2 separate regions of the Homo sapiens genome follow, and region 2 is linked to region 1. A link is an interaction called in ENCODE POLR2A ChIA-PET data of the cell type or tissue named here. Cell type or tissue: Caco-2. All regions are shown on one strand. Links, peaks and the distances in the headings refer to the core of each region. The heading gives the core; the rest is flanking DNA.

Region 1 (11,811 bases), core at 2,182-10,181:
TGAGGTTCAGAAAGCATGAACCTAGGACTCACTCCCCTTGGGATGCTGTCAGATTGAGGGCATGCAGAGACGGGCATCTGCAGCTTGAGAAGGAGCCAGGATACACACTCACACACATACACACACAGTTGCAATCGCCCAGGAAGGGCCTGTCTGTCACAGGCCTGGCCTGGCCTGCATGGCACCGAGGTGCTACATCAAAGGAGAGCGGTGGAGTCGGCGATTACTCGGGCATGTGGCTCACCTTCCTGCCAGTATTTTCCCTGACAAGACTTTACTTGCCACCCACATTTTCCTCTCTGGTAACAGAGAGGATTAAAGGCTCCTCAGTCTGCTTCTAACTAAAGCCCTCACCACTCCAGAAACTACTGGAGCTACTGTCTGCAACTCCTCCTCTCCCCCAACCTGCCTCCCCTGTCCTTGACTCTGCCACTCTAGGATAGTCCCACACAACCCTCTCTGGGCCGTGGGGATGATGCTGGAGGGTGTAGATCAGAGCCGGCCAGCCCCAAAACGTTGACCCTCTGGTGCCGGGTAGTTTTCACTGGGCAGTCCCTGGGAGTGAACTAGGGGGATGGGCTAAGGGTCCCCAAGAAGCAAGAACATGGTGCCCAGAGGGCCCAGAGGAGAGGGGATGTGGTTGTGAGCCAGATGGGAGCTGCATGATTCCCTGTACAAGGGATCACGGAGATCCAGGCCTTGACTTGTCCGATATGGTAGCCACTAGCAGTATGTGGCTATTGAGCATTGAAATTGAAATGTGTCTTGTCCTAATTGATATGTGTTGTCATTGTAAACTAGACACCAGATTTCAGACTTAGTACAAGACAAAAAAGAATATAAAATATCTCAGTCAAAATGTTTATATTGATTACATGTTAAAATGACAATAATTTGTGTATATTTGGGTTAAATAAAATATATTATTTAAATGTTTTATAATTTAAAACTTTTTTTTATTTTTTAAAAATTAAGGGACTGGGTGTGGTGGCTCATGCCTATAATTCCAGCACTTTGGGAGGCTGAGGCGAGAGGATTGCTTGAGTCCAGGAGTTCAAGACCAGCCTGGGCAACATAGTGAGACCTTGTCTCTATTAAAAAAAAATTTAAAAAAAAAGTGCAGTGGTATAATCATAACTCACTGTAGCCTCGACCTCCTGGGCTCAAAAGATCCTCCCTGCTTAGCCTCCTTGAGTAGCTGGAACTACAGATGTGCAACGCCACACCTGGCTAATTTTTAATTTTTAGTAGAGACAAGGTCTCCCTGTGTTGCCCAGTTTGGTCTCGAACTCCTGGGCTCAAGTGATTCTCCAGCCTCAGCCTCCCAAAGTGCCGCGATTACAGGTGTGAGCCACCACGCCCAGCCTTTATTATTAAAATTAATGTCACTTTTTTTAATGAACTTTTTTTTTTAATGTGACTACTAGAAAATTGAAAATGACATTCATGATTCGCATCGTATTTTTATTGAGCAGTGCTGGTCTAACAGAAGTAAAGTGTTCCCCACGGGGGGATCAGCCACGGAGAGGGGACCAGTGAGAGAGAGCCTGCTGTGCCCACTTTGAAGTCTTCTCTACCATCAGTCTTGTTCAGCTGGGAACAGGAGCCTGTGAACAGCTTGCCTGACAATGAGACTGACCGGGAGCTAGAACTAAAGCTCCTGACCCCATTCTAATGCTCTGTTCTCTCAAGACAGGACCCCTCATTCCCTCATACCTGGGGCTGGGTTGATGAATTTGTGGCTTACGGTGTAGGGGAGGGGGAAGGTACCCCCAGGACTCTGGGCATCTGTCTAGGGGACCTTCACTGCTGGACTCACCAAAGTTTTAGGGACCAGGACGTGGTGGTAGTACATGTCTCTTCCTGCCAGGAGCCCTTGTCACAGCCTGCAAGCTTAGAAAAGAGAGATGCCCCTTCCAATGTAGGGCATATTCTATTATTTATTAACCCCGAGGAGGCCTGCCCACGATGGCCTTCCAGCTGGTTAATTGGATTTCATGACAACTTTTTTAAAAGGAATGTTCTGAGGAGCAGTGTTGTGTCCTGCCCCAGGGGTCCTGTGAGGTTTCCTCCATCTCCTTGAAAACTCAGCCACTGCGGTATAACATGGAGCTTTAATCATACATGTCAGTGTAGCTCCAGTCCCATCAGAAGCTGTGGTGGGGCTGACACAGCCACTGATGCTCCAGGATGAGAAATAAGTCCCTTTCTTACCTATGATAGAGAAAGTATCTTCTGTGCTTGATGTGTGGGCGACTGCTAGTTAATTTGTGAGGCACTTCTGCTTCGATTACAGCCCCTCGTAGGTGAAAGTGTGCTGCTTATCACAATCAGAATGTCATAAGTTTGCATTTCCTTCTGCTGAGGAGACATTAATAGACATAAGGTCCTATGATAATAGCTATTAGCATGGCTGAGGCCCCTACTTAAACAATTGCTTTGAGACTAGGCAGCTAAACACTAGTATTTCATGCATGGGCTCATTGCTCTTCCTCCCAGGTCAGTTTTGCTATGGTTGTTTCATCCAGAGGATGTTCAGGGAAGGACAGAAGGGGAGCCCCCTGCAGATTCGTGGCCACCCACTGTCCCATGGCCTTCAGATAAGGAGAGGGACAAAGCCTGCTGTACAAAAAAATCTATGTATGCACAAAGCTGCATTTTTAAGGACAGGCAAGAATTCCTGGTGTTATGGTAGAATTTACTGGAGAGCCCTTTAGACTGTTAGATTCCTGCCAGAATGGGTTGTTTACAGGGAGGTCTACTGAGGATGGAGACTGGGCAACTTAAAACAAGAAGGCAAGGAGCTAACCCCATGTTTAGTGTCTTTCTTGTGTAGAGTTCTGACACTAGACACTTACAGTAAGTATGTGCCCATAAACCACTATCCCATGGACCCGAGGGTAGAGCCCCTTCCTAGGATTTGGAAGGGACCCTGGAGAGAAGGAATGGGGGTGCGTACTGAGGTACTAGAACCCCTAGGGATGAGTGCAGTGGAAGTTCAGATAGCCATGGAATCTATCCTTTGACTGGGTGCTCTCTTTTTCTGGAGGACATGCTCATAAAACAACAAATTGTCACTCTAAACTATTCCCCCACATCAACAAGGACAAGGGTCCCACAGCTATTCATATTGTGTGCTTGGCATTATGTAAAGTGACTTACATACACCATCCCAATAACTTAGTTATGGGTATAGTTAGCCACATTTTACTCATGAAGAAACCTGCGCTTACAGAAGTCAAGACATTTACTCAAGGTCACAAAGTTATAGGAAGCCAGGATTGTAACTAAGCTCTCTGATTCCAAAGCCCATGTTTAATTTCTACTTTATAATGCCTTCCAAAAAAAATCTCCCCCAAAACTATGATTCTAGTTGAAAAGTAATTCTAGAGAGGGGGGATATTACATTTTATGTATCACAGAACAGACCTATAGTAGCCCTGGAAAGGCTTCACACAAAATGTGGACCTTGAAGTGGCCTTGAGGGCAAGTTACTCTTTGTATAAGTGGGGGCATGGAGAGGTTATCCCAGGCTAAGGGAAAAGCAGGAGTGAAGGCTGGGAGGTGAAAAGTTGCAGGTCAGCAAGAGAGGACATTGAGAGGACAGAAGTGGCTGGAGCAGAAGGTTCCCCCCAGGGAGCAGAAGGTGGGGCTGGGCATGTAGCCTGGGCTGAGGTCTGGAGGGCATTGAAAGTCAAACCTGGGAGGTAAAGTATTCCTGTTTGCCTGGTGATTTAGGATGATCAGCTACAGAATGGATGGAGTGGAAATGCTTGGGGACTTAGGGGGCACCCTGGGCAGGGCTGAGGCTGTGGACTTCACCTCGGTGGACCTTAATCTCCCCTGCTGTGAGAAGGGTAGATAACCCTGGGTGCTCAGAAGTCTGGGCCCCTGTGGAGCTTGGTGATGCTAAGGCACCTGATGGATGCTAAACCACCTAGGTTATGGCTGCCAGGTGCAATGGCAGAGGTGCAATAGTAGCACCTTCTTTTTCAATGTAAAGATAGCTAGAGGGAGAGAATTGACTAATTGTGTGAGAGCAGAGGGAGGAGTTCAGGTGACTCTGAGACTCCAGTTGGAGGATGTGAACAGAGTATCCCTCTCAGCAGTTGGTCCCCAGCACTGCCTGAGGCCACACCCAAATCTAGGAGCTCCAGTCCACCCCCTTGGGCACTGGCATTCTGCATGCCTGGCTTGGAGGTAGGGTCTCCCCAGCTCCTCCCTGCCCCCTCTGCAGAAAAGCTGAGACTTTTCCCATTTCTCCTGCCTCTTGTTTCTCTAATTTTATGATTGTATGAAAATAAGGTTCCCAAATTGCCTTTAATTAGCTTTAATAAGACAGCCTTTTTGCTAATTAAAACGATTATTAAGAAACCATTTATTGAGAATGAACACAGTTGTTAGAACCTACGAGAATTCTGAACTCTTAATAATAACAACAGCAGCCACCACCAGCCCCATCAGGCCCCAGAAACTCAAACTGGGTAGTGCTCAGGCTGGGGGCCCAGGGTTTCCAACTTTTCCCTCTCTCCAGGGCACCTTGTGGGCAGATGCTGCCTGCAAGCCTATAGTTACTCCTTTCCCCAGCACTGAGGTTCTCTCTGTAGAAAATGTCCCCGGTAAGTAAGCACTGACAGGTTTGCCTGTTAAAGGGTCTGGTGCAGCCAGAGTAAAGCTGGGCAGGCAGTCAGGAGGCCATGAAACCTCCAGTCACTTCACCTCCCTGGACCTTTATCTCCCCTGCTGTGAGAAGGGTGGGTGGGCCTGGGTGGCCTCAGAAGCCCAGGGCCCTCTGGAGCTTGGTGATGCTAAGGCGCTGGTTGGAGCCTGCACTCGTGGAAACCCACACCTCTGGGTAATGGGGGAGTCTGGGGCTAGCAGAGCCCAGAGCTCATTTCATCCTCCTCTCCTCCCTCTCCAGGAGGACTGCTCAGGCAGCTGAGGCAAGAGACTCCTGTCGCGAAGCTGTTGAGGAGACTCGGAGACTCTGGGCTCCCGCTAGGAGCAAGCAGGCGCGGTGCAGCGAGGCGAAGCCCAGGCGCGGGGCCCGGAACGCGGTGGTGCAGCTCCCCGGTCCCCGGGTCTCTGACCGCGGTGCTCTCTCCCGCCCCGGGCTGCGCAGCTGCTGACAGCTCCTGGGTGATGGCGAACGGCTTGTGCTGTCACATTTCCTTCCTGTAGGGAGGGGGTGGGGAGCTGGAGCCTGGAAGGGCCGGGACGGGGAGGGAGACTACCCAGGTGGAAGGCGGTGCAGAAGGTTGCTGGAGAGAAGACGCCCCGGGCAATTTCTAGTGACGTCGTCTAGGCCGTATCTACCTTCTGGGGTCAGGAGTCTTGCTACACCCTAACCCCGCCTCCTCCAGAGTCCTCCCAGGGTTTTTCCAGGGACCTGGTCAGCTTGAGGTCTTGGCAGCACTTGAAAAGCAGCGGTGGTTTTTGATTTAGTTGTTTAATTTTTATTTTTAAATATTACAGTGGAAAGAACGTGGACTTTGGAGTCCCATAGCCCTGGACTCCAATTCGGTGGGTCGAATACCTAGCTTTGTGACCCTTTGTGACACTCAACTGAGCTTCGTTTCACGACAGCTTTTTTCCCATGGGGCTGCTGTAAGGCTTAGATGCAATAATGGAGGTGAGGTTGCCCAGTCGGTAGCCTAAGACCCAGCGCTAGTGTCGGGGGAATGTGCACTTGACCTCAACCAGTGAAGGCGAAGGATAAGCTTCCAGGCCCTAAACCCGAGGCCAAGCCGGCCCCGGTCTCCTTGGCGCTCGCTGGCGTCCAGGGTCGGCAGCAGGGCTGGGGACAGTGGGAGTGGGTACTCGGCGGTTCCCAACCACGCCGCATGTCGGAATCCACGCGGACGTCTGAAGAAACATCCGCTGGGGGCCTCAGCAGAGTCCAATTCATCGCGAGCCTCTGGGGTAGGGCTCAGGCCTGAGGGTTTTGTAAAAGCTCCCGAAGGGGGCTCCGAGGTGCAATCAGGATTGAGAACTGGTGATTGAAGAACCACCGCGGTCTCCGGAAAGAAATAAACAAAGAGGCCTTCCTGGGGCGGAAGGGAAGAGGGCTGGCGGGTCCCCACCCGTGTGCAGGTGACCCCTTCACACCCGCATTCCCACGCCCAGGGACACGGTTACACGCACGCTTGGACACACGGGCACCCACACTCACCCGAACACACACACCCACGCCCATTCACGCTGTCCCGGACACACCCACACCCACTGCATTCTCCGGGCGAGTCCTGCGGCCGGAACCCAGACAGAGCGCGCCCGCTGGGGGCCGGGCCCCGCTGCTCCGAGGGTCTCAGGCCAGGAGGCCCGAGCGCGCCACAGCCGCTGACAGCGCGGCTCCTCCGAGCCCGGGGCGCTCGGCAGAGCCCCCGCCGGGCCGCGCCGCGCTCGCTCCGGCTCTTTGTTATGCTAATTCCCCTTCCCAGCTGGTGCCAGCTGCCTGCACAATGAGCGCCCGGAGCCCTTGCCAGCCCTCGCCAGCCAGGGAGTGGGGGCGGGGCGGGGGGGGGCCACCTCACACTGCGGCTGCCCTCCTCACCACCCCCTCGCCGTCCCAGCACAGCGCAGTCTGGCCGGGTGCTGAGCAGCCCAATAAGCAGCCTTTCCCCCGTCCTCCCCTCCCCCATGCTTGCAGGGCCGCGCCCCCCGGGGCCTGCAGGGCATCCTCTGATTCATTCCAGTCGCTAGGGCTGCCCGCCCTCCAGGTGCCAGGGCTTGATGATGAAAAGTAAAAGGCTCCTCCGCGGCTCGAGAGCCGTGAGGATGAAAGAGAAGCAGCCGCCTCCCAGACCACACAGCTAATCCTCCCATAAACCTCGAGCAAATAAGGGGAGAGGAAGAACAGGCCGGCTACAGATGTGGAGTGCAGCCTCCGGGGATCCCCAAATTAAAACTCGTGCAGGGGAAGCCCTTGGACCACAACCAAATGACACTAATTGGGTTATGGGACCATAATCTTGGCTGGTATTTAAAAAAAAAAAAAAAACAGTTATAGTCACAGCTGCAAGAACTGTCTTCATAAAAAGAAGGGGGAAAGTCCGCTATTTTATTACGCATAAGAATGAGAGAGAAGAGGGTTCACGGATCTCCTGCCTGCATGGTGCAGACAGGCTGGTTGCTTGAAGGCGAGGACAGTCTTGTGCCAGGGGGAGCCGCGTTGTGCCTGGCTGGCTCCGGGTGTGTGGAGCTAATCGGCTAAAGGAGGCGGGGGCAGGAGCACTCCAGGGGGAGGGGCAGAGGAACTGCAGTGAGAATGGGGAAGCATGGCCTATCCGGAGGAATGTATATTACAGAAGACAATAGATTAGCCGCCATATGCAGAAAACAATCATTTGGGACAGGAAAACTCAGAGATGTGTTCTTAAAGAAAGATCCAGAAGCAGTTTCTCAGTTTCACTGGGAGGGAAAAAAGGCATTCTGGGGAAGGGAAGGAAAGGAAAGGGTGACATGCAGAAAACTCAAGTGAACATCTTCAGAAAGATCCCTGATTGTTAGAATCAGGAATTGTTAGAATCAGAAGAGAAGGTTAGAAGGGAACAATCTTTTAGAGGCCCTTTGAATCCAGCCTCATCATTTGACAGATGGAAAATCAAGATCCAGAGAAGTGAAGGAGCTTGTTCATGGTTAGACAGCTAGTGAGTGGCAAACCTGGGCAAGACTCTGTTTCCTAACTCCTAATCTAGTTCTCACCACTAAGTTGGTTATAATCTTGTGGTTAAGAAACAGCAGTCATTTGACCAGAAATCAATACAATAGATTGACTCTAAGCAAATAAATGAAGAGTTATGATTTGTTCTTTTTCTTCTTCTTTCTTTCTTTTTGCTTTCTTCTTCTTTTATTTATTTATTTATTTTTTGGACAGATTCTTGCTCTTTGCTCTGTCACCCAGGCTATAGTGCAGTGGCGCAATCTCAGCTCACTGCAACCTCTGCTTCTGGGGTTCAAGCGATTCTCATGCCTCAGCCTCCAGAGTGGTGGGGACTGCAGGCTCACTGCAACCCCCACCTCCCGGTTTCAAGCGATCCTCCTGCCTCGGCCTCCCAAAGTGCTGGGATTAAGGTGTGCACCATCGTGCCTGGCCTAAACAGGACATTTTTAAAAGATTGAGGTAAGCTTTGTTGGATCTATAATAAGAACAAGTGTTAGAAATCAATTAATTCGTACAAATTCCATCCCAGGATTCTTCCTAGTATGTATTTCTTTATTCATCACTTAAAACACCCAGATAAATGGCCCCAGAATTTCTTTAAGAGTTCTTTCTGTGCAGGGACCAATACCATCTCTAGATAGAGATGTCCCTTGTGCATTAAGTCATCTTGCCTAAAACCAGCTAGGTCAAGATTGGGCTGGTTGAGAATTCTAATTGATCATCTTAACTGGTTAAAATTCTACTGATTGGGAAATAAAAATATCTACTCCAGCTGCTGGTTTTCCAAACTCTGAGAGGACAAAGGTTTAGAGATGGCCAGCCTAGACCTCCCTGGGCAGGCTGAGGTGTCCTGGCTTCCCACTGCCTCTCTCAGCTGGCTCAAATGGCAACTAATGTTGCCAATCATGAGATCCTAGCCCAGTCAGATAGGAGGGGAGCCTCTTGCAGAGAAGTCCTGGGACCCCCATGGTACAACACTGCATTTGCTCTCATTATACTCTGTTGCCCATTTCTCATTCTCAAGCCATATGGTTCAGTTTTGTTCTCATTTCAGGACCTACCCATCAGCAAGCCTGCTACAAATGAACCTCACCTTAGGGAAAAATATATACTCTTCAAAAATAGAGAGACAGAATGTAATTTTGTAAATGGAATTCTATTTTGAAATTATCAGTGGGTTTCTGAGTTTACTGGCAAAACAGAAGGGATAAGAATTTGAAATAGGGATAACCAACCTCTAGTTGACCTTATACATGGAAACTGTATCCCAGTTATTTTATAATAGGCTGTGTCCTTGGTTGTGGTTATCCAGACAATTCTGCTTTGGCCTCCAAAATTATCAGGTAGAGGAGCACAAGGAATAGCGTTTAGTCTAAATTATCTCCCCTGCCCCCCTCCTGCCTTTTTTTTTTTTTTTTTTTTTTTGGAGACAGAGTCTCACTTCCTCATCCAGGCTGTATGCAGTGGATCCATCTAGGCTCACTGCAACCTCTGCCTCTGAGGTTCAAGCAATTCTCCTACCTTGGCCTCCCGAGTAGCTGGGATTAAAGGCGCCCCCCACCACACAGGCCCGGCTAACTTTTGTATTTTTAGTAGACACGGGGTTTCACCATGTTGACCAGGCTGGTCTTGAACTCTTAACCTCAAGTGATCCATCCGCCTTGGCCTCCCAAAGTGCTGGGATTACCAGCAGGCATGAGCTGCCGCGCCTGCCCCCCCTTTTTTTCCTAACTTAATACTGTACTTTTTCTGAGTAAAAGCTAGGTTTAAGAAAATTATTTGATACAACAACTAAATAAACTTGAACTTTGGCAAATCCTAGAGATGAGTCAGAGGTTAGTGGTTTTTAATCTTTCCATTTGTAAGGGACACCTCTTATTCCCTTCACATAGCCAATGTTCTGAAAGATTCTGTCTGACAAACAAATTGTATTTATTAAGGATAATGCCTTCGTTTTCCCAGTCAGAGTTTCTTCTCAGTTTGTGACAGCCTGGAGCTGATTTAATTCCAGCCAAAGGTAAGGAAATCTGATGTGGGGTTAGCCTGTGCAACCACTTTCAGAAGATTTTATGATTTGGTATTTTAAATACTAAACATATCTCAAGGTCACCAATGACGACTTTCATAGCTAAGGGCCCTGGGACCCCAGGTTTCATACCATCCCCCTGTTTAACTTCAAGCTTGCTGTACAGAACCAAAGAGGCTGAATACTTTCCACCAAAAGGAGGATCTGGCACGGTTGGGTTCCACTTGCCGGGCATTCAAGGACAGTAATGGAGAAGTCATGGAGGCTTGTTCACTGCAAACCCATAATGTACACCCAGGCAATGTTGAGTCACTTCCCTGATATTAAAACCTTTAATCCTGACAACCTGATGAGGTGGATAATGTGTGCTGCTCCATTTTACAGATGAGTAAACTGAGGCACTAGGAGGTAAAGTGGCTTGTTGGCCAAGGCCAAGCTTGCACAGCTACCCTGGCAGAGCTGAGATTTTCATCCAGGCAGTCTAACTCCAAACCCCCTACTCTTAACCCTCTTCTATACTCCAGTCTTGTGAGAAACCCACAACCTCTGTGCCTAAACTGAACAGGAGAGAGATTCCTTGGGCTAATGACCATAACTGTTCACAAATACAGTTTGGTGGGTTTATTGAAAAGCACAGCATCTAAGGACATGGAGAACAAGGAGAACCCCTCCCAGCTCCAGAAAGGGCAGACAAGCCATTTCTCTCTTCCTGCAAAAACATTTAAAACAATCCTTTAGTCCCTGAAATGTTTTTTTCTGTTTTCCTAAAGAGGTTTGACAAAGAAACAAAAAATTCTGTCTTCTTTCCCTTGCAGTCTTTAGACTTTTCCTTAAAGAGAGTGGATTCACTCTGCAGTGTACAGGGAGCACTGTATTTCTCAGATTTCCTTCAGTGTACTGGACCAGAGATCAACTCCCCAACCTTTTGCGCAAATCCCTTGCATAGCCTGTCATTCTCTATCTTTTGCTTATTGTGCACACAGGGATGTTGTGAGTTTTGAAGATGGTATAGATATCTGAGTGCTGTGCCAAGTGTATTTCAGAGACATCTACTCATCTCTTGGCTGAGAGGATACCAGGGTCTTACCACATCTGAGAGCTTAGTTCATTGCAGTCACTTTAGAGGGTATCTGAAGAAAAAGCACTGCGTCTAGAAGTATCAAAGATGGGTTCATGTGTGTGCTGACCAGAGGAGGCAGTGGAGAATCATATGCCTGATGCCTGGACTCAGCTGCTTCCATGGAAAGATCTGGATAGAGGTAATGCCTGCCGAAGGCCAGGCTGGTCTGCACAGCACAAGACTAGGGTACGTTAGATCCCTTTCCCCCAAAGTTCTGATATTTGCCTATTGTCTTGGAGATCTTGGCACAAAGCAAGATCATAACTTACATCTCTGCAAGTTCTTTTATATGTAGGTCCTCCCCACAAGATTTTATTCGATTTTCATATTTTTAAATCAAGAGAAGAGTCATAGAAATGGGGTTGAGAAATATAAGAAATTTCATGAGAAACAACTAATACATCGCCATACATTCTATCAGTTTCATTGTGGTCAAAAGCAGGTGTTTCCACACTGTGAATAAGTAGTTTGCATTTTCAAAGTTAACAAATTGGATCAACAACAAAGAAAAGAAACCAACCATAGACAGCCCACCAGCGGATTGTTTACCAAAGAAGATGAAGCTCATGGCGATGGTTTGCAAACACCACCAGACTAGCTTGTGTAAATTCCCTTCGTTTAGTCATCGTTCTTCAGCCTGTCACAGATACTGAAGGGAAATGCAGAAACAGGAAATTACAGACTATTTTAAACAGCATGTTTTATTAAAGTCACTTGCTGATGCACTTTATGGCAGGATGCGAGATTCAAGTGTTCATAACTTACATCTTTGCAAGTGCTTTTCCTAAGTGAGTTCTCCCAGCTCAAATATGGCAGGTACCCAAGGCTGGGAAATAATCTCCAAACTAGTAACTCTTTCACCCCAGGTCGTGTAGCTATATCACATAGAATTGAGACATTTTAGCCATGTCAAGATAATATACCTTGCTTAGGCACTATAGCTAAGAAAGCAACAGAGAGGCATCTTGTAGTAACTTAAAAGATCCTTAATGCATTTATTTT
Region 2 (11,811 bases), core at 1,846-9,845, 150 kb after region 1:
ATTGGTCTTTTTTTTCTCTCAATCAGTTCCTGCAAAACTAGCTATAAAACTAAATTTTATATGCAAAATTCTATTTTCCTATTATCTATGAAAAAAACTGTAAGTTTAAATGTGTTTTAATGGTAGTTTGCAAGTTCTTTGGCTGGATTAAAACTTTTCCTTGCCAAAAGTTACAATAAAAATGACAACAATAATAAGTGATTATTCAAAAGCTACTAGAAGGCCTGGCATGGTGCCTCATGCCTGTAATCCCAGCGTTTTGGGAGACTGACATGGGAGAATCGCTTCAGGCCAGGAGTTCAAGACTAGCCTGGACAACACAGCAAGACTCGATTTCTAAAAAAAAAAAATTAGCCAGGCCTGGTGGTGTGCACCTGTAGTCCTAGCTATTCGAGAGGCTGAGGTGGGAGGATCACTTAAGCCCAGGAGTTTCAGGCTACAATCAGCCATGATTGCACTACTACACCCCAGCCTGGGTGACCCTGACTTTTCCCAGAGTGAGACCCTGACTCTGGGGAAAAAAAGCAACTAGAACAAATGTTTAATTATGAGTGTATCTCTTACAGATATATTATTGCATCTTACAAAAATTAGAGCCAAACTCACCCAAGTAAACTGCAATTACAAGATCTCCCCACAAAGTTAATATTAAAACTTAAGCAGGGAGAACATTAATACTATAGTATATATAGAATATATACATTCTATTGGTATATTTTAATGACTAAACAACTGATAGCACAGAAGCCAAAAGCAACCAATGAGATTTTGAGAAGGTGGAGAAAGAAGGAAAGTGACAAAAAAGAACAATTAAATACAGGGTACTGAATTTGAGAAGCATGTCAACACAGAGAAAGGGCAGAAGATGGATAGTTTTATTCAAATATAAATGTTACATCTTTAGAGGAGAACGACAGACAATGGGGCCTATCAGAGGGTGGCAGGTGGGAGAAGATAGAGGATCAGGAAAATTAACTATTAGGTCCTGGGCTTTATACCTGGGTGATGAAATAATCTGTAAAACAAACCCCCATGACACAAGTTTACCTATATAACAAACCTGCACACGTACCCCTGAACTTAAAATAAAAGTTAAAAAAAATAAATGTTATGTCTTACAAGCTATTTATTTGGCACTTTTTCCTCAGAAATTATTGTACTGGTTGGCAGAAAAAGATTACAGAATCAATGACTAGAAGCTAACACACGTAATGTAGGTCCATTAAAAAATTGCTTAGTTTGAACAGAGATAAGACAGTATTATTTTCTATGGCTTCATTCTCTTTGTGAAATGAATGTAATTAAAACATAATTAATTGGTAACAGATAAATTACATACCTCTTGATGACAGAGTCTTTCTCTTCTAATTTAAATGAGATTTCTATATAAGCGTTTATTTTCCACAGAGTAACTAGTGATCACTCAGACCAAATAATGAAGAAGTTTAGAAATCATATTAATAACTGTAGATTATTAAATTTTATGAAAAATTCGTTCTTCCCCCCTCCGAAATATTGCCTGAACTCTTTTTTCTCCCCTCTTTTAAGCTGCTATTATTTCTAAAAGGTATTTCCCCAAAATAATTCTGAAAATTTAAAAGGATAACAAGTTATCAATTTTCCCAACAGAGATTAAGTCTTATCCTAGAAACCCATATGAATATACTATATTTACATCATCATTTTGTACTTAAAGACACTGAAATCATTTAGTTAAACTGGTATGGTGTTGACTGTGAATCAAGGTCTTACAACATAAAATGTTGCCTGATGTAAATGAGATGAGACCCTAAACTACTTGGACCGAAGCTTACACATTTAAAAGCTCAAAACAACACTAAAATAGTATACCTTTATTTTAAAATATAAACCTATTCTAAAATCTGTATATTTATATTTTAAAAATGCTTTGTATTCAATATAACAGAGATGAATAAATATAAACCATAATGCACACTTACAGCATATCACAGATTTTTTCATAATCTAAATAACTATGTGGCATAATGTATCTCCCTGGTTTAAATAAACAGTGCAGACATTTCTCTCCTGTGATTTGCAATGCCTTGTGGGAATTTAGTTAAAAATATGAAGACAGAGAGAGATTTATATGTGATTATCATCTGGAGGACAAAAAGAGAAAAGAGAGAACTAGCTCAAAGTACTAAGCTTAAGGGTTCTCCTGAAATACTTTACAATCTGTTTAAAAAGGGTGGAAAGTCTAATGAGGCCAGATTTATTTTGAAATTTTAAAATAATTTCACAGAAGTTCTGGAAACATATCCAGTCGGGACCTAGGGAGCGGTATATATATTCTGTAAGGGCAAATCCTTTCTGCCATACAGCAAATAACATATGGGGCTGATACTTCTTAATGTATTGCCTAGTTTTAACCTGGAAAAAAAATAATAAATTCTATAAGGAGTTTGGATGACTTCATAATCAAACATTTAATAAATGTTCAACAACAACAACAAAAAACATGTAAAACCCTGGGCCAAAACTCTGTGAAGGATAAAATAAAAGACATAAATCACAAATTATCTTCAAGGGCAACTTTTTTAGGTAAGAAAAAGTATATCTATCTATCCAGGGCTTAGATATTTTTGTAAAGGCATGATTACTATGTAAAAAAATAGACTGACAAACTTGTTGGCTTGATTAAAGATTTTTAAAATTGTGCATACTATAAACCATGAACATAAACTGTATTCAGGCCATTTGATGAGATACTCACAGAATGATTGTAAGAAGGTTCCAATATCACAGGCAATGACATTTTCCCTTGAAGATTCAATTTTGTTAAATAAAAAATCTTTTCCCCCACAATCTTTTCTTTTTTCATGCGATGTACACCATACAGTCTAAACCGAACTGCATAATTTCCAATCATCTCAGATTCAACATGATTAAATTTAAATGTTTCTGTGAAGACAGGGCATGGTCCTCTCTGGATGCTGGTTTTTGCTCTCTGTTTCTTTATAGGTAGAAGAACAAGGTGTACTTGCCATGAGTTGCCACCTGTCCTGTTATATGTTGGGATGTCTGTGACAGCTGTCACTGTTACCAGAAGCTTCTGTTCTTGTGAGTCATAGTCAAAAGTCACATCCAGTGTGCCATATTTAGCTTCTGGCTCAGGATCAAAAGGTTTAGGAAGCTGCGAAGATGATCCTTGAGCTGACATATCCTAAGAAAAGAAAATTTAAATGTTAGAGTTTTTAACTCAATTATTTAACCTAGCATGTAAATAAATACTTGATATTTCTTTAGAAGATGTGAAAACAATTCTGCCACAAAGAAAGTAATACAATAATAATTAACAGTCAACTACAACCAAAAGCTACCCTATAGAGCGAGATTAGTACAGGCAGTAAGTTAAATTCAAAACTTATGATAATAAAGACACGTTTAGAATTTAATATTCACCATTACAATTCTGAGAAAGTGTGATGTATGTTTTTATAAATGAGAATTTAAAATATATCCTTTAGTGGGTATATCTGCTCCTTTTGTAGAAAACTACTACATTTTACTTTCAATTTCATTTACAATGCCATTGACAGCACAGTATCAGGCTGCAGAGAAAGAGAACATAAATAAAAGTATAACGCTATGGAAAAATTTGGTTCCGTTTTCAGAGATTGTTCTAAAACACCCCCATCTGTAATAAAATATAAAGATATTTAGACTTAAAAATCAATGGAAATGTGAAATATGAAACTATAAATAAAGGTCTCAAAATATTAGCGGTCAAATATTTACTTTCCATAACATAGACTGTATTTACTTCAATTTCTAAACACAATTAAAAACATATTATTTTCTAACATTAATGACTATTGAAAATGGCAGAACACACATTTTAAAAGTTCAAGAAAGGCTGTAACGGTAGTTTTTAATTATGAAATTAAAAGAAATTATAACCATTTTTCCTGTAATTGTCTCAAATTCTTGCCAGTCTATCTATCTAGAATGTAATAGGGGTTTTAGCTAGTTACCAACAATGTCAAACCTACGTCTCTGACCTTTCAACTATACCACTTTGCCTCTTCAAGTATTTTAATAAATCTTAAATAATTCTCATTTCAAAATGTGGGCCAATTTAATAAATTTCTAAAATTTTCTAAATTTTGAGTGGCAGTGAATACTACTGAATCTCAGTCTTCTCTTTTTCCATTTACGAAACAAAATAAAACAAAACAAAACCTTCCTGAGTGTTAGCTAGAAATACTACCCACAAGATTTGGGGAGCTGAGGCAGGCAGATCACTTGAGGTCAGGAGTTCGAGACCAACCTGGCCAACATGGTGAATCTCTACTAACATGGCCATCTCTACTAAAAATACAAAAATTAACTGGGCATGGGTGGCAGGTGCCTGTAGTCCCAGCTACTCAGGTAGGTGAGGCAGGAGAATCGCTTGAGCCAGGGAGGCAGAGGTCGCAGTGAGCCAAGATCATGCCAGTGGACTCCAGCTTCAGTGACAGGGTGAGAATTTGTGTAAAAAAAAAAAAACACTGTCCACAAGAGACTATACTTCAGCGCCTCTATTATAGCTCATACGACTACATGACTCAGCTTTGGCCAATGGGAGGCAAAAATAATTTACGTGTGAAACATTCAGATCAGGTTTATATAAGAAATTACTTGCTCTCTACTCTCTGTCTCACTCTTCTCACAAGCAGATATACAAACAGGAAGTGTGGGTCAGCTCAGACCATGTGGACTAGGACAATACCCTAGGGGAAGGCAGAGAAACAGAAGAGAAGGAACTGGGTTCCTGAATAATCTCATAGAGCAAAGCCCCCTGCTCACCCTGCACTGTTGTTAAACAAAAGAGAATTAAGTTTCTGTGTTCTTTAGCCATTGTATTTGGTGGGGGCTAGGGGTCTTTTTGTTGTAGCAGCTTAACATGTACCGTAACTACTGTATCTACTATGTGCCAACCCCTATTTTAGGTCGGGAGAGTGCTTCTTTCTGCAGAGAGAACCAAAAAGACATGAGTCCTTAATTTTTTTTTTTTTTTTGACACAGGGTCTTTCTTTGTTTACCAGGCTGGAATGCAATGGCACAATCATGGCTCACTGCAGCCTTGGCCTCCCATGCTCAAGTGATCCTCCTGCCTCAGCCTCCTGAGTAGCTGGAATCACAGGCATACACGACCACACCTGGCTAAATTTTTTGATTTTTAGTAGAGACAAAAGTCTATGTTGCCCAGGCTGGTCTCAAACTCTTGGGCTCAAGGAACCCTCCTGCCTTGGCTTCCCAAAGTGCTGGGATTAAAGGTGTGAGCCACCATGCCCAGTTAGTCCTTGATCTTATAAATCTTATATGCTAGTTGGTATAATGTATGCAGGAAAAAAAACAACAGAAGAACAGTACTTGGGGAGAAGAAATAAATTCCCAAAAGAGAATTCAGTTTTTAATGTAGCATAAGAAAATCAAAACATATTCTTATTCTGTTAAAAAATTTACGGTTTAGAGCAAAATGTGTTAATGTATACTACTTTATAATTGGTAATTAAAGATTATTAATTATATGGCTTTGGTATTTCAATTAAATATTTTCTAAAATAGCATCACGACAGCTAAGATTTTCAGGCAATAAAAATGTTTATCAGGTCCTAGATAGCTATTTTTGAATTTTACTTCTCTTGGTGCCGCCCTGATTGTTTTTTCTTTTTTTTCAAAATTCCAACAACTCTTATGAAACCCAATGTTGAAAGGGTGGAACACTGACAGATAAAAGACATTATCTGCATTCTGAAAACAGGCAATAAGCAAACAATCCTTCCTTTCAAGGTATGGGACCAGTTTTAAAAAATCTTTATTTAGATAGCAATAGGTTATCAACAGCGTTTATAAACTCCTTCCCATGGAATTCTTCTGAACCTTCTCTCCTCTCTCAGTTTAATCATGTATGTAGATAGGCTCTAAGATAGCTACAGCCTGGATTAAACCAAGAGAAAAGTGAGAATTTTCTATCTGACACATAATATCTATTACAAGGATGCAAAATAAACTTGAAAAAACACAAAAGTGAATTTTATATTAGCATAGGCTATCGGCATTCACATCTAAATATTTCTGTAATGTGCATTTGCTATATTGTTTGAGTACATTCAATGCTACTACAGAAGACACAAAAATAAGCAGGACGGAGGAAATTCCAAAGAAGTGGTTACAGATAGCAAGTTAGCAGCTTCTGAAATACAGACAAAACTCACAGTGTGTGATAACTATAGATAGTGAGTAAAGAAGCAGCTTGTGAGACATAGGCAGAATTCATACGATATTAAATATAAATAGTTAATAACTTGTAACATATGCCAAAGAAAGATTAAATAGAAAATCTGACGGATCAAATGAGTGTTACCTATAGAAAGGGATGAAATGCACAAGCCACGATCATGTAGCCTCTGGGCTGACAGCTCTGTCACCCATGTGCTCTACTTAAGAAATGCAGATAAAACCTACAACTGCCTAGTAGGTTGACAAGCTTCACTGGTGGCCAGGAGTATAACTATATCTCTCCCACAAAGCAAACAAGTGTGTGCTGTTGGCTCTTGATACCCTTGTTCAAATTTCAACTCTGGTCCTTGTTACATCATAAATAGGAATGCTGATGGAAAAGAAGACAGTGAGACAGGATGTATGGGCACTGCATAAAACAGGACTCACACAGTGTGGTCTTGCTACCGATACTCACTTACAGCTTATCCCCAGGTGTGTTAATGGATTTCTGATTTCATCCAGCTCCTCTTACTTCTTGCTTTGTATGTGAAATGGACTAAAACACACTCTCTTTCTCTCTCTCTCACACACACACATGCACACACAATAATTTGAGCATCTTACTTTGGTCCTTTACTCCTCTGAGAGAGTTTGCCTGGTAATGTTTGGAGGGTACCACTGAATCAAAGTAATTTCACACACAACATTTTGGATCAAAAAAGGCAATATAATATAGTTGTTAAGAGCACTGTTTTGGCAGTCAGACAGACCTGGGTTGGAACTAAAGTTTCACTATTTAAGAGCTGCTTCTACTTGGTCAAATTGTTTAGCTCTCTGACTCTTAATGTTTTCATTTATAAAATGGAAATAATAACTTCCTAAAGATGTGGTTGTTAGAATTAAATGAGCAGACTACATAAAGCTCATAGCAAAATTCCTGACACAAGTGATGATAGGTATTATTGTTGTTGTTTATTAATCCCACAATCCAGGCTTCACTGTTAACTTGTGAGCTATATATGTAGTTTACAAAGCTACAAAACAGCTGTCTCAAATTTGTTTAGGTAATGGAACACAAAGAAACATTCATCATGAAAAATCATAAAATAATGATATATTAAACTTAAAATATCAGCATACAATTTTCTTCTCGGTCAGATACTGTAATACTAGAAATACTAAAAAAAGCAATAACAGATACAGAGTAGTTTTAACAATTATAGAAGAAAAACCTAAAATTAAGGAAATTCTATCCATAGCTTAATTGTTCTGGGTATTAGGAAACTACACCTATTATTTAATTTTGGCAGCAGATCTGAAAATTCATCTGGTAAGAATACGGACATATTTCAGTATTACTGAATGTTGTCTGGAACAAAAACAGTAAAAACTTGCAATCTAAAACTTTTAAGTAGGCTGGGTGCAGTGGCTTATGCCTGCAAACCCAGCACTTTGGGAGGCTGAAGCAGGAAGATTGCTTGAGCCCAGGAATTTGAGACCAGCCTGGGCAACATAGTGAGAGCCTGTCTCTACAAAAAAATTAAAAAATTTGTGGGTGTGGTGGTGCACACCTGTAGTATCAGTTACTTGGGAAGCTGAGGTGGGAGGAAGCTGCAGTGAGCTGTGACTGTGCCACTGCACTCTGTTCTGAGTGACAGAGACAGACTCTGTCTCAAAACAAAAACAAAAACACTTGAAAGTAAATCTAAATACTAACTTATAAAAACTCTAGATTGTCTTTATATAGTTTTCATTATGACAGAAACATTAAAACAAATTCTTTTTAGAATACAGTAATACTTCAAAACTGCCACAAAATTATTTTTGTTGTAATTTTCACATTTTTGCTCCGAAACAGTAAGTAAACTTAAAGCTCAACCAACCAGCCACTCTGAATGCATGAAGCCATGGATTCAAATTTCATTAGTAAAGCTGATCATCATTTATCCCTTGCATTTTCTATGATATGAAAATACAATAAGATTATTTTGAAAGACTTGTGAAACATTGAGTAACCTCCCAATAGTAAAAAAATCCAAAATAAAATAAAAATAATACAAATAGTAACCTCAAGATGAAATAAACAGGTAAATTATTCCAGAATGTTTTATACAAAGTATTTAAAAAAAACATCTTTAGGTACCCATCTTCTTTTGGTGGTGGGGCTTGGGGTTGGGGAGTGGGGGCAGCTGAAGACTAGTTGGGACATTCCTGATAAGTTTGTTGGATAAAGATTAGATTAAGGATGGATACTGGTACTATAAGTTACAAAGGAATAAGTGATAAAATCAATTCTTCTTACCAAGAGGAGAAGCACAGGATTATTATCCTCCAAATAACATTCATTTTCAAACTTCTATGTGCTTTTACTTACTTCAGGGCTCAGGACTGCAGTGCTGTCACTTGGAACATCTTCTTCATATCCTTTATTATGAAAACTTTCTATTTCATGACCTGTGCTTCCTTCACTTGGGCACTTGTTATATGAGCATCTTGGACTGTTGCTGCAGTGGGAAAATTCACATTTACTGTCCCCAATTTCTGAGGGTGTACATGACAGATGGGGAGAACCACTGTCATCCTGATATGGTGGTGGCTGCAATTCATCCAGCGGGGGTGTTCTTCTCATTCTCTGAATGCAGTTTCCTGATAATGATTAAGAATCTGGTCACTGTTTCCAATTAGCCTCAACACACAGTATAGTCTACAATAATTGTAAATAACTTTTGAAAACTGGATCAAAAAATTGATGGCAACATAACTATTAGATTTACTAATGACTTCTCTTTTTCCCTAGTTCAGAGGCACAAATAAAATGATCTGGTTTCCCACTCCTTGCCTCCTGCATAATAAGATTAGGAAAAATAAAAGTCATATACGAAGAAAGATCCTGTTATGTATCATAAAAATTAGGGAGTGATAAGTATTAAACAGCTTATTTGTCTCTCTCAAAACAATCCCGATGTATACATACTTCATCTATTACCCCATGATCTGTGGCCACCCTAGGGTCAAAGCGATACAAATATGGTTGGAAAAACAAACATAATAATACCTCTGCTTGTTCTTCACCTATGTTCAACAAGAACTCACCTACATTCTTCAGTTACTGAGATGAACTTAAACTAGCATTCAGCTAGCAGTGTCAGAAATGTTTTTCTACATCTGTCCTGGATCCAGAATCCTAGAATGAGGTGCACTGTGAATCAGGCCCATTCCCTGTTTGCGAACATCCATCAATCTGCAAAGACTGGAGGCTGTGTTCTGTCTCTTCTCCATTATAAGGGCACTCTATCCCACTCTACATCTGTGTCTGTATTCTTTATAAATTATGACTCCATCTTGTCTATAGTAGACATCTCTACCTCTAGCAGTTAACATGAAACCACATTTTCTTTCACTCTTAAATTATCCTTTTAATTTTTACCTCAATGATTTACCTCGGTGATTGAGAATAAACATATCTGCGAACAAGGACAGAGTTGGGGGCAGGAGGGAAATAAGGAAACAGAGTCCAGTAAATAATTTAAGAACAGCTAAGTCTTTGTAGATAAATCCTGAATGCAATACTAAACATTAAATTTAAACACTGATCTTTTTTTTTCTTTTAATGAACTGTGCATCTCTTTTCTCAAAAGGGACCCTGAAACAGTAGTTTGTACTATCATTGTTATGGAGTTCAGTTCAAATATTCAATAGTTCCTCTGTTCTTCCTAAGATAAAAAGTTACATAAGAACTATAAGCTTCATTTAAAAATTACCAAAATGCTTGGTTCAAATGAAAAATGATAATTTGCACAAATGTAGCACAAATTTACATATTTGCTCAGAGGCCCCAATTTTGAAAAAAAAAAGAAAAACTAAATGTCTTACCTAGTGAGTCTAATAGTCTAACCACAGAGTCATCTCTCAATATATGTGGGGAACTGGTTCTAACCCCACCATTCCCTTTCAAATACCAAAATGCAAAAATGCTCAAGTACCTGTTATAAAATGGTGTAGTATTTACATATAACCTAAGTACATCCTCCCATATACTTTAAATCATCTCTATGTTACTTACAATGTCTAACACAATGTGAATGCTATGTAAATGTTGTAATACTATATTGTGTGGGAAATAAGAAAAAGTCTGTATGTTTGGTACAGATGAAACCATACATTTTTTCAAATATTTTCCATCTGAGGTTGGTTGAATTCACAGATGCAGAACCTACAGACATGGAGGGCCGGCTGTACTAACTTTAGTTTATAACGTAAGCAAAAAGTAAAAAAGTGGCTGAATTAATAAAGTTGAAGCTAAATTCAAGAAGACAGATTAGACATGTTGCAAGTCATAGCCAAAAAACCCACAGAATTCCAGAATAGTAAAGAGACAAGTGGTTTTAGGCAGTTAATTGGCTTGATCCATTTATGTGGTAGGTAAGTATGTGTGGCTGCCACCGCTGGCAGACTGACTTGACTCCATCCATAACCTCTTTTTCTCCTAAGCAGCATTCTGATTAGGAGTGGCCAATGAGATCTAAGCAGATTTCAGAGTGAACCTTCCAGGAAAGTTTTTGTTTTCCTGATAAAAGCAGGTAGACTCTACTGGCATGCCCCTTTGTCCCTTTGCCTTTCGCCTGCTTCCCTCTTGGAGGAGTAGCAGCAGCTACCTTGTGACCATACAGTGACAAGTATGAGAATGAAAGCTAGGAAGGCAGAAGCAGGAAAATGAAAAGCCCGGTATCTGAAACATCACTAAATACCTACCTCCAAACTTGACACCTGAGACAAATCCCTATTTGTTAAAGAAAAAGAAAAAAAACTATAATAGTTGGATTTTCTACTGTTTCCAAATATATTCTCAATGGATATAGTTTATTAATCATTAAACTGGCATCCTCTGCCCCTTTAAAAGTACATATTTAATTAGCCACTGAATTAAACGGTAATACCTAAATACTGCAACACAAAGTCAATTAAAAATTTTCCAACGTAAGTGGTTTTGGGAGTCAGCACACCATCTACTCCTTTACCTTTTTTCTTAGAAGAGTGGTGATCTTTCCTAGAAGTCTTGAGCATATTGCCTCACAGATCTTAATGCACAGACCTGGGTCACATGTCTATTCCTAAATCCATCATTGGTAGAAGAAATGGGATGACCATAATTGGCTTAAATTAATCAGAAGCCATCAAAATTTGAAGCTGGGGATGGGGCCAGCTTCACTCTTCATATCTATATGGAAAAGAGTAGATGCCTAAACAATGTAGGATCCAGGAGGGAGGATGAAAGAGAAAGAATGTTGGTACAAAATGAACATGATCCAGTTCATGATCCAGTGAACATGGCTCACTGCAGTCTTGACCTCCCAGGCTCAAGTGATCCTCCCTCCTCAGCCTCCCAAGTAGCTGGAACTATAGGCATGAGCCACCATGCCTGGCTAATTTTAAAAACTGTTTGTAGAGACAGGGTCTTGCCATGTTGCCCAGGCTGATCCTGAATTCCTGGGCTCAAGCAATCCGCCTGCCTCGGCATCCCAAGGTGTTGGGATTACAGGCATAAGGCACTGCGCCAGGCCTGTTTTCTTGATCAGAGTA

The links. Peaks named below come from ENCODE experiments on the same cell type or tissue, not always from the same donor. Only the 100,000 strongest peaks of a DNase experiment are listed, where the experiment ranks them.
Region 2: POLR2A ChIA-PET joins it to region 1 with 15 read pairs; 2 of 35 experiments call an interaction of 5 or more read pairs at or near these places.

The regions. Positions count from the first base shown.
Region 1 is chr1:210,246,219-210,258,029 of GRCh38, reverse strand. SERTAD4 (SERTA domain containing 4) reads right to left here. Exons shown (of 4, transcript NM_019605.5): 4 at 11,775-11,811. Among named protein-coding and RNA genes, the nearest start is that of SERTAD4-AS1, 18 kb to the right of the region's middle. RefSeq lists enhancers at 4,997-5,551, 6,107-6,662. In Caco-2, for the core only: no CTCF peak of the experiment used is centred there; DNase peaks (open chromatin) are centred at 5,269, 6,729 and 7,199; H3K4me3 peaks cover 1,873 bases.
Region 2 is chr1:210,091,388-210,103,198 of GRCh38, reverse strand. It overlaps SYT14 (synaptotagmin 14), which reads right to left. Exons shown (of 9, transcript NM_001146262.4): 5 at 8,606-8,877; 6 at 2,738-3,187. Among named protein-coding and RNA genes, the nearest start is that of SERTAD4, 140 kb to the left of the region's middle. In Caco-2, for the core only: no CTCF peak of the experiment used is centred there; a DNase peak (open chromatin) is centred at 6,508.